2 separate regions of the Mus musculus genome follow, and region 1 is linked to region 2. Evidence: chromatin loops called from intact Hi-C (ENCODE). Cell type or tissue: gastrocnemius. All regions are shown on one strand. Each heading gives the region's core, and the rest is flanking DNA. Links, peaks and the distances in the headings are about the cores only.

Region 1 (5,372 bases), core at 148-5,147, 96 kb after region 2:
GCTGCATGCCAGACTCTGAGGATAGAAAGACTGCTGTATTATTGAGACATTTAACATCATCCCTAATATACTTGTGGGTCTGATCATGGTGCAGAGGTCACTGCTGTGGAGGCACATACTAAGTGCAGTGGGGATGGGTGGAGAATCTTTTGCTCCTCCAACCTATATCATATAAGGTCACATGCATCAGAAGAGAGGAAAGGCCCAAGAACCCTCAGTCTCTCATGTATGTCTCCTGTTAATTTGTCACTGAGATCTGGAAGAGATTCTTTGCCTGCCTGGTACTCTTGACTGCTCCAAGGTGAATAGGTCATGTTAGGTGGTTCGTATGGAAGCCCACATGTGCCTGTGACCTCGGAGTTCCTCTGAGCCTTCCATGTGTCTTCTGATATTGACCATGTTAACTTTAAAGTCTTTAAAGACTATCTGTGATTGTCACCAAAATTCCCCCAAGTCTACCCAGAAGGTTTACCCGAGAGGTAAGGTGACCTAGCACCTCTTAGCTTTAGGCTCATGTCAGGGAGTTCCACCACCTGACCACAGAAAAGTCCTTCCCCAGTATCTTCTTAGAGAAAAGCAAAGTTGCATGCTAGAAAGAGATTGGGAACAATCAGTGCCTTGGATTTGGAAGGTGACGTTGCATGTGGCTTCTTCCATGTCATATGACTTGGGGCCAGATCTGGGGTCTTGAGAAACCTGTGGAAGGAAGGGTCTGCCTCTAGTGAGAAAGAGCTGTCTCCTTTTTGATAACCGTACCTCTGAGGGTTAGAAATGACAGAAGCACATTTGAGTGGCAGAGCAAGGGACAGTGGAATAACTTTGGCAAGAGGAAGAGGAGGTCAGCACTTTATGGACTTGGTGATTTGTGAGCAAACATTTCAGAACACTTATTTTATTTTCCATTAAATGTTCTCCTGGTGCAGGTATGATCTAGGAAATGCCCATAAACCCTGAACCAGAGCTGCTTGCAGCTGCAAAGCCTAGCACCAGGGTTTCACAGTCTGTGGAGTGTGTTAGATCCAGTGATTTGAGAAGACAGACTGCAGTCTCTGTCTGTCTGTCTTTCTGTCTGCCTGCCTCTCTCTCTCTCCAAATATTGGGGGGGGGGGAATTTAGGTTTGGGAAGTAGGTAAAGATCCCAGTGCTGTCTTCCATAGCCATTTACTGTCTGCTCTTCAAAATCTCCAGGAATGGCCAGGCAGTGATGACACACGACTTTAATCTCAGCACTTGGGAGGCAGAGGCAGGTGGATCTCTGAATTTGAAGTCAGAGTTCTACAGTGTTCTACAAAGCAAGTTCCAGGGCAGCCAGAGCTGCACAGAGAAACCCTATCAAAGAGAGACAGACAGAGAGAGAGAGAGAGAGACAGAGACAGAGACAGAGACAGAGAGAGAGAGAGAGAGATCTCCAGAAATGAAGGATTCTTTTTCTTAAATTCTGAGGCAGCCAATTGTCATGTGTAGTTTAGACTAAGTTGAGCACTAGCTAGTCTTAAACTCATGAACTGTGGTATTTGTCAATATTTGCATAGTAGTTATATTTACTTCCTACTTTTAAGTCCTTAAGACTTCCCACCTTATTCATCAGTTCTGTTGGAACATGGCTGATAGCCAGAGGGTCTGTGAATGACAGGAAGGTTCTTGGGTCTGTGAGACAGGCTCTCAGATGTAATGGAAATGTTACAGCCATCTGATCCCCTTCCAGATGTGTGCAACCCCCCCACACACACACACACATTTATGCAGATGTCATATGGAGGTATTCCCACCTGCTGCTCTAGCTGTTTCATTGTGTGTTTTTCCTTCTTGGCAAAAATCCCACACTTGGATTAAGGTCAGTTTGCAATCCCTTTTTTATTTTTGAACACCGGTAAGTCACACTAAGTCTCGGGCACTAAAGAAGTCTGGACATTTTCATAGGAGGTAAGAACATGACTTATAGACTCTCATGGTTCCGTTTCCCATGAGCCAGGTGAGTCCCAAATAACAAGTTCCTGATTGTCAGATGGGAAAATGAGAGTAAGGTGGAGATCATGAAGCTTGGAGAAATTGAACCTTTAAAGCAGGTGTCCTTAGTAAACATACCAGAGCAGCTGAGACTCAGGGTACACACACACACACACACACACACACACACTCTCTCTCACCCTCTCATTCTCTGTATATGTGTGTGTTCGTGTGCACTCCTAAACCATGTTTGTATTTATATTTATGTATTTCATGTGTGCCCTTATGTATCTGTGTGTGTGTGCAGATTCCCCAGTCAGTATCAGGACAAGAGACTTTATGTGTCTTCTAGAACGGTGGTTCTCTAGCTGTGGGTCACAAGCCCTTTGACAGCCCTCTATCTCCAAAAGTACATTTACATTACAGCTCTTAACAGCAGTCAAATTGCATTTATAAAGTAGCAATGAAAATAATGTTATGGTCGGGGGCCATCACCACATGAGGACCTGTATTCAAGGGTTGCACTTCTGTAGGACAAGCTCCTCTTTTCCTCACTGTTCTCTTGTGTCCTCCTGTTCTGATGTGCCTGGGATTCCTAGACTCTATAGAAGGGAGACAACAGGGTACTTCGACCTTGACTCTAATTACAGAGAGGAGCAGTTTTGCCAGTTGGGCTTCGGGCCACTATGTCCCTTGGGCATTGTTCTCTCTTGCCCTGCTTGGCTTGTCCACAGGAGGCTCTCTGGCATCCTCAAGATGCTTCTACCATCTATACTGTGTGGCCCAGGCCTTGACATCATTTCCTTCCATCCTGCTCATCTAGGGACATGCATCTCTGTCACAAATGTGTTACAACCTGCGTCTCCTGGTTATCCCCAGGGAAGCAACAAGTCTCCTTGGTGACCGTATCGGTGACAAGTAGTAGGAATGTGGCATCCGTAAGGCCCTCTGGCTTTCTTGGCATGGTGTCGGGTAGGGAGGAGACAGGGAGGAGATCCACTGTGGCTCCTGAAGTGCGCCCATCTGAGGCAGAGCCAAAAAGGGTGAAGGCTAGAGAGGTTTCCAGAGCAGCAGGGAGGGAGGAGGGCTAGGGAATGACAGAAAGGGCCTTTCATCCAGACTCTGTGCCTATACGCTGGGTTTTTGTCGGCCTAGTGCTGTGCACAGCCTGGCATTCTCTGGACACAGCCCTGGGGTGCCCAGCTCATCACCCCAGCCCCATAAAATCATGGCATGTGCCTTTCTGCCAACACTAGTGGATAACACGAGATTCCCTTTCCCCTTCCCCCCCTCTCTTCTTTTTCCACCCAAGGAGGTTAAATCACCAGGCGCTTTCTTTCCACAGTCCTCAGATTACACTGGACAAAGAGCCCCGACTAGAATGCTAATGGGGAGCTTTCTTTTCCATCAAGGGGGCCTTACAAAGGCTGGGGCTAGAGGGCCTCTCCAGCCCTCACTTTCTTTCCTGTAATTCTAGACAAATAGCATTAGCCTTTTATGAGGCCTTTGTCTGCAGGCATTCCGAGGGTACTTTTCATCTGACGCTGCTTTCTTGAATTTTAAATGGACAGTGTTCAAATCGCCCAGCCTGGCGTTACTTCTGGTAGCGAAAATGCAGGCTCCCAGCCATCAGTTGGTAAATTTAAAAAGGGATGGTTTTAGAGAACACATCTTTCTCTCCCGCCACAAATTAAATGCCTCAAAAGGAGAACAGCATTAAAAATTAAAATGCTCTTTGATGGTCCTAGATTGTTCCCCCTCTCAGTACAGACAGGGGGGTCTTCTTGCCTTCTCCCTTGCTGCCCCCATGTTCCATTTGGGCCGTCTCTGATGTGGTTTGGGGCGTCCTTTTTTCTGGGAGTCATGTCTTTTAACAAAACCACTGTTTGCGTTTCTAAAAATAACATTACTGACTTTTCTGACAGAAGTCTGAAGCACATGACAAGAACACCCCATTCTGAATCCTGTTTTACAAATTGGTCAGATGGTCCATTCCACAGCCTTTGGGGCAGGTGTTGTCACCTCTATAAAAGGCTAGAACAGAAACATTGCAGCTGTGGGGAGCCTGCTACCGCAGCTCAGTAACTCCCTTCCTTATAGCCCAGAATGACCTTAAATTCAAATCCTCCCGCCTCATCTTCTCACATGCACTGCTGTTCAGATGCAATAGCAGCCGGGACAGTCTGGAATGAAGCTAAAAGCTGTGTTCGTTCTAACAAAGCATTGTTTGTGAGGGCTAAAATCTTAATTCCATACAAGCTTCACAGCCCTTTAAAAGTGTCATGTCATTCTTAGCGCCAAGCTGGCCATGAATTGTACAAAAACAGGGCAGGGGGCAGGGGGCAGGGGTCGTTTCCTTAAGTTTCTGACCCTTCTTGACAGCAAGGTTATACAGCAGTCAGTCTACAACACATCCCAGAAGATTAAGGTTAGAGTCCACTTGATGCTTCTTGTTCGGTGTTTAAAAAACAAAAGCATTCCATGCATTGCACATAATACAGATTAAGAGTTTAATGAAGATGCACACGTGTGCCTGTGTCTCCAGTCACGATTATCATCTAGTGTCTGGAAAGAATCTTGCATCTGTGATGCTACCTCTTCCTCCGGATTGTTGAACACAGGCTTAGAAGTCTACGAAGAGTTAACACTCCCTGGTGGTGATCATCTCCATCATGTGATGGAGGAGTTAAAACCCCAGTATGGGTCCCTTCTTCAAAGGTTGTATGGGAGAGCATTAGAAGCAACAAACCTGTCCTCGTAAAGCATGCTAGAGTTCTTCCCACTTTCCCATTCAACTCATTTCTAAGTTGTTTCAAGAATTTCTCTTCTCCCCTCTCCCTTTCTATCTCCCCATACAGTGTGATATTTAAACTACTTGGTTGGTTGAATATTCAATATTCTCTGACAAACAGAAGCACAATGATATGTAGGAAGAGAGATGATGCATCCTAATATAATAAAAACAGCTTATACCAACATTGACAGGCTAACTACCAGCCAGGCTCTGAAGAGGTGCCGGGAGAGGAAAGAAAGGATATTCCTACCCTGTTTAGCACCTGCAGGGATACACTACAGATGATTCACATCAAAGAGAGAATACCCCAAATGCCAGGGGCCACAGGGCTGCCGTGTAGCTTCAGACCTGTGTTTTGATAGAAGAGTTGAGTCATTCCTTGGACTAGATTTAGACAGGAGAGGGAAATGCATTCAGGATTCCCACTAGCCAGTTCTGTGCTATTCAAGGCTTAGGGGACAAAACCCACCAGCACAGAGAACTGGGTGGGGAAAGATGACAGGTGGGAGAAGAGGCCAGAGGAAATCTTCCGTCTCCTAAGTTCTTGGGTAGAAAGCCCTGCTGTCCTTACAGCCAAGGCAGGAAACGTCATCCTTCCTTATTGACCTGCTCAGAGGAGACCTGGTGACTT
Region 2 (5,372 bases), core at 206-5,205:
CATGGCCCCATAAATACGGGGCAAGGAAAAGGCCAGACATCTGCTATGTTAGGAGTATTCCCAAACACAGTTTAAAAACATGTTCAGTCCTTCCATTTTGAAATGCTGGCAGTGATGTGTTTTTTTTTTTTTTTTTGGAAACTTTACATATAGTCTGTGAGCTGCAAAGCCAACAGACAACTTCCTATCCAGAGCAATCCACTAACCACAATAGCTCACAAGTCATGGGATTGTCAAGTTCAACTGAATTCTTAAGTTGGCTCAGCTGAACACTTGCTTGAGAGATTAAACAAATATGAAAAGCTTGCTTAATGACTTAAGAGTCAAGGTAAAGCCTTTGTAGATCTTAACAGAGGACATCATCAGATGATCACAGCTGGGTGTACTCAGTCACTCCGCAAGGACACACTGAGAATCTCACATGTGCAGATATTGTTATCACTTCCGGGAACACTGCTGAGCAAGGGAACTACTAGGTGCTTACATTCTGGAGGTGGAAGGTAAAGCCAGTATGTAAGTAAGTAAGTCAAACAACGGCTAACAGCAAAGGCCATCCAAAAAATACGGGGTGGGGTTGTTGCTAGTTGAAAACAACCAACTTCTGTATACTAGCTGGGGGGGGGGGGGGCGGGGGGAGGCTTTAAACACTCACCTTGGAGGCCGCCATCCACTCTGGAATATCAATTTTGCTTTACTTCATTGTTCTAGGGCTCATCCTGAGGTCACCTGTGGTGCGTTTTAATAAATAGAGGGCCAGTTTATTCTAAATTAGTTACATTTTAATCGTCTTGACTAGATTTGGGAGAAATGTTGATCCAAGAGGGACTTAAGGAAGCCCCTAATCTAATCAGTAACTTAATTACAGCGCCTGGGTTGAGGCTGCTGCTGCTGCTGCTGGTGAATTCCAAACATTTGGTGTTGGTTTCATTCGGCTTTAGCTTTAGAGAGCACCATTTTTCAGCATGTCTCCAAAATCTCAGAATGTACCATTTGGGGATTGTTGCTAGACTTTGGAATAAGAATAAAGAGCTTTAAAATGAAGGTCCTTCTAGGCCAGGGCTGTACCCACCTTAAAAGCATACAAATAGCCTTTCCTTAAGAAGGCAAACAGACTTCATTTTATAGCCCCTACTTTTTGTAGGGTTCTAAGCTTTGTTTTATTGTAAATATGTAACGTATACAGGATGCTTTGGTATTTATGTATGTAGCAAAGTGATTACTCGTCAAATAGTATCTGTCACTCCTTTTAAACAAACACTGTTGTAAACTCTTCTGTGGTTGGTAATCTGTTCCTACATGTTGAAATGAAAGAACCCTCGAGGTTAGATGACTAGGGATCTAAAACCAGTGGTTTGTCAAGCATCTAACGCTCACTTCATCTCAGCCCTGGAGGAAAGAATTGAATGACTGTGGATCTGAAAGCAACCCCCTCCAAAGTTCCCCATGATTCTTCTCCCAATTAGATGAGCCATTGCTAAGATCAATGGCTGTGTTTTGCAGTGACTTACAAAGTTTCAGCTAGGTTCCTAGTGAGCAGCTGAGCAAAGGAGTCAGACCCAGACACGGAGCAGGCTTCCTTTGAAAGAACCAACACGGAAGGGGAATGAGAGAAAGCCTGGCTTGTTACATTTCAGTCAGATAAGAAAATGTAGGTTGTGTGCAGAGGGTGGAGTCAGTAATAAATATCTAACATTCATTCATTGAATGCTGACTCTGTTCTGTTGGGGTGTGGGGTGAGCGCGTCCCAAGGATTAGCTCTTCAAGTGATGAGGGGAAGAAAAGTTAAACTAACCAATAAAGTGAAATTAGGAGAAGAAGGTGGAGGAAGAGGGTAGAGGGGGAAGGGGAGGGGGAGGAAGAGAAGGAGGAAGAGAAGATCACATGTATTGGCAGGTTGCACTGTCACTCCTGATTTTGAAAATAATACTTTATTAGATTATAATCATTATACTGCATGATGGGTTTCATAATGACATTCTCACTCAAGTATGTCATTAAATGTGCTTAAATTTCCAGACTGGGTTTCCCAGACCTTTAGTGTCTTCTGCAGCCTGTGTCTCTTCCGTCTATTGTTATCTAATCTCCCCTTCCCAGCCACTCAGGAAAATTCACAGTTGGGTTCCCCAAAGTCCAGCTCTCTGGCAGTCTTCAGAAATAGTTCTCTCCACGTGTCAGAATTTCAGCAGTAAGTACATGTTGACTGGAACATTGAGCTGCATGCTTAAAAAAAAAAAGTCTCCCACTAAATTATACAACATGCAGCTGAGAAAATAACGGAGATGCTTAAAGAACGCATTCCATACATGTACTCGCAGGATATGCTTTTGGGAAAAGAACGCGAGCTTCCTTCCCCTGTGCTAAATAAGACTAGAGATAGATTGCTCCATTTAAGATTTCCATTAATTCCATTAATAAACTTCTCAGAATATGAAATGTCTCGAGAATGTAGTGAGGCTAAGATGAAAGCCGCATAATTCTCACTGGTGTCAGGCCTGGCACGCAGGAGAAGATATGCTAATGCGGCCGTTTGCCGCAGGGCTGGTGTTATTTATATAGTGCTAGCTGGGCAAGGCTGGCTCTGGAGTCTGGAGTGCCAAGAGCATTTGGATCTCCTGTGAGGTGTAGATGTGTGCGCGCCTGTGCGCAGAGCATAGGAATTGTGATTCCGAGACCTTGGGGAGGGGGTGGGGCAGGCCGCCCTCATTCACGTTTGTATCGAGTGTGTGGCTTCTGTTGAAGGTCTAGCCTTCTAGAGTTGTGTTTATTTGACATTCATTCTGGAGCACAGAAAGAAATGGCGATTTGGGGCGGGTGCTGCAGTAGGTCGTGTGTGACCCAGCGTTGTAAGGGGCTGTCATCCTAAAATTGGCAAACATGCCTCCTTGCCCCAGCTCCGTGACCATAAAAAGCTGCCTTATTTGAGTCTGGAAGAAGAACAGAAGGTTGTTCTGGAAGACAGGCAACCCTTGGGCTCAAGACCAGGAGTGGGGTGCCAGCCGCCAGGCACCTCGGAAACGAACAGAGGTCACGGAGAGCCGGTGTGCCCGGGGCGAGGTCCCTTGCGGCTGTGGGACTTGAGACTGGCAGACGACACTGTCCTCTCACTCCCAGCCAGTGCAGACTCCTTGGTGACCCCCGTCCCCCGCGCCCAGAGACCACCAGGGATCTTGCAGCGGCCCGGGTGTCCCTCTCCCCGCCCCTGCGTCTGTCCGGGCGGTGGCGACACGGCCCGGCTGGAGGGGGCGCTCGTGCGCAGGAGCGGCGCAGCAGGTGCCGCGGTTACCTCCACCTCGGCGGGGGGAGAGGGGGCGGGCCGGGGCGGGAGGCGGAGGCCGGCTCGGTGAGCCGAGAGCGCGGCCGGCTCCGCAGGCTGGCTGCGAGCTTGCGGCTTCCGGGAGCGCCCGAAGTCCGTGGAGGATCTCCCAACCCGCGGCCGCCGGCGGCCCCAGCACAACGCGCACCGGTGCCCGCAGGGCCCCGAGTCGCGACAAGGGCGCGGGTCCGGCTCCTCCTCCTCCCCGGCCGGCGCGCATCAGCGGAGAGCCTCGTAGCTAGGCGGGCGCCCGGGCCGCGGCGCGGATGAGCCGCGGCGGCTGAGGACTCGAACGGTTTCTGCCCGGCGCCCAGGGCACGGGGGTGCGCGGGTGACATGGGGGTGGCCTGACTCGCCGGGCCCGGAGCACTCTCTCCGGCCGCGGGCCCTCCTCCTCGGCGGCGGCGCTGTGCCCGGGCGCCCGCCGAGCTCCGCCGCGCTCTATGCGCCTCTGCGGGAGCCGCGGGCCCTGGCCATGGCGATAGACCGGCGGCGTGAGGCGGCGGGTAGTGGTGCCGGGCGGCAGCCGGCCCCGGCGGAGGAGAACGGCTCCCTGCCGCCCGGGGACGCGGCGGCCTCGGCGCCCCTCGGAGGGCGCGCGGGCTCCGGCAGCAGCGCGGAGATCCAGCCACTGCCTGCGCTGCACCCCAGCGGCGGCCCGCACTCGAGCTGCTGCGCGGCGACAGCCGCCCCGAGCCTCCTGTTGCTGGACTACGATGGCTCCGTGCTGCCCTTCCTCGGGGGCCTGGGCGGCGGCTACCAGAAGACCCTGGTGGTGCTCACCTGGATCCCGGCACTGTTCATTGGCTTCAGCCAGTTCTCGGACTCCTTCCTTCTGGACCAGCCCGATTTCTGGTGCCGCGGGGCCGGCAAAGGCACCGAGCTGGCGGGTGCCACTGTCACCGGCCGATGGGGTGACATGGGCAATTGGACCAGCCCCTCGGCCACCCCCTTCTCCACTGCCTCCTGGGGGACCACGAGCAACCGAAGCAACAGCAGCGACACACCACCCCTCCCATCCCCTCCAGGCAAGGGGAACAACGACTCAAATTGCGACTGCCACGCGTGGGACTACGGCATCCGCACTGGTCTCATCCAAAACGTGGTCAGCAAGGTAAGGGCCACGACCGCCGCGTCCCCGCGTTCTTCTTGTGAACCTTTTTCTTCTGACCTCGGTCGCCTCTGCTCTGTGCTCCATCTCTCATTCTCTGCAGACTTAGGTCCAAACCTACCCAGTTGAGGAACCCAAAATGTTAGCCTGTGTACGCACAACCCCGCATTGACTGGGCTCCCGGCTGTCCCTCAAAGGAGATGCTCTTACTTGGATGTGAAGCCAAGGCTTTTTTGCCGCCCTCTGCGGTGCCCGTGACGCTGCATCCGCTTCAAAGAGACCGACTTAGCCTTTTCTAATATCCACACAAACTCCTGTCCCAGTGCACATATGGAAAGGGCTCCCCTCCCCCGAAAGGTTCAAATCCTCTCCTCTATCTAGCTAAGGTGTCAGACTCACTGATGGCTCAGCAGGGGCCCTGGAAGACTCAATCCCTCTTCTAGGGCTTCTCCTTGGAGCCAGGACATAGCCATGTTCTTTCTGCAGGCTGCCTGTCCCTGTGTCTCCCACTAAGAACTAACTATCCAAGAGAAATAGTGTTCTACTCTCAGATATTCTTTCTAGCAGATGTCAGCCTCCCCACACGTGCCTTGAACAGATTAAAGCCAATTGAATCCAAGTTATAGACAAAGAAGCAGAGCCCTTTAAAAAGTTCCCTGGCCAACCCACCCCCACCCCAACCATGAGTTGTCCTTCCCAGAGATCTGACTGTAGACTTTAATGTGTTCCCTCAAATACTTTCTCAGGACTTCAGTAAATAGTCCCATAGCATAGGAAGGTGGGAAGTTTGCAGGGTGTCATCGCTGCTCCTGTACAGCACCTGCTCTGGTCTCAGGCATTGAGACCTGGTGAACTGGTCCCAGTTCGCACTTTGTCCTCCCTGTCCCTTGCAAAGGTCTTGCATTCTGTGTGGTACAGCAGGAGTGTTCTGAGAGAGTTGTATATCAC

Evidence for each region. A loop is a pair of places that touch in the nucleus more often than their neighbours do. Peaks named below come from ENCODE experiments on the same cell type or tissue, not always from the same donor. Only the 100,000 strongest peaks of a DNase experiment are listed, where the experiment ranks them.
Region 1: it touches region 2 in a loop (1.9-fold over the local background); 3 of 42 quality-filtered maps call a loop at or near these places.

The regions. Positions count from the first base shown.
Region 1 is chr13:34,247,066-34,252,437 of GRCm38, reverse strand. All of the region lies in intron 3 of Slc22a23 (solute carrier family 22, member 23), which reads left to right. Among named protein-coding and RNA genes, the nearest start is that of Gm52037, 52 kb to the right of the region's middle. In gastrocnemius, for the core only: no CTCF peak of the experiment used is centred there; DNase peaks (open chromatin) are centred at 2,673 and 2,915; H3K27ac peaks cover 1,376 bases.
Region 2 is chr13:34,343,214-34,348,585 of GRCm38, reverse strand. It overlaps Slc22a23 (solute carrier family 22, member 23), which reads left to right and starts at 3,368. Exons shown (of 10, transcript NM_001382849.1): 1 at 3,368-4,427. The coding sequence starts at 3,789. In gastrocnemius, for the core only: CTCF peaks have their summits at 3,233 and 3,983; DNase peaks (open chromatin) are centred at 2,681, 3,272, 3,996 and 4,733; H3K4me3 peaks cover 2,969 bases; H3K27ac peaks cover 2,908 bases.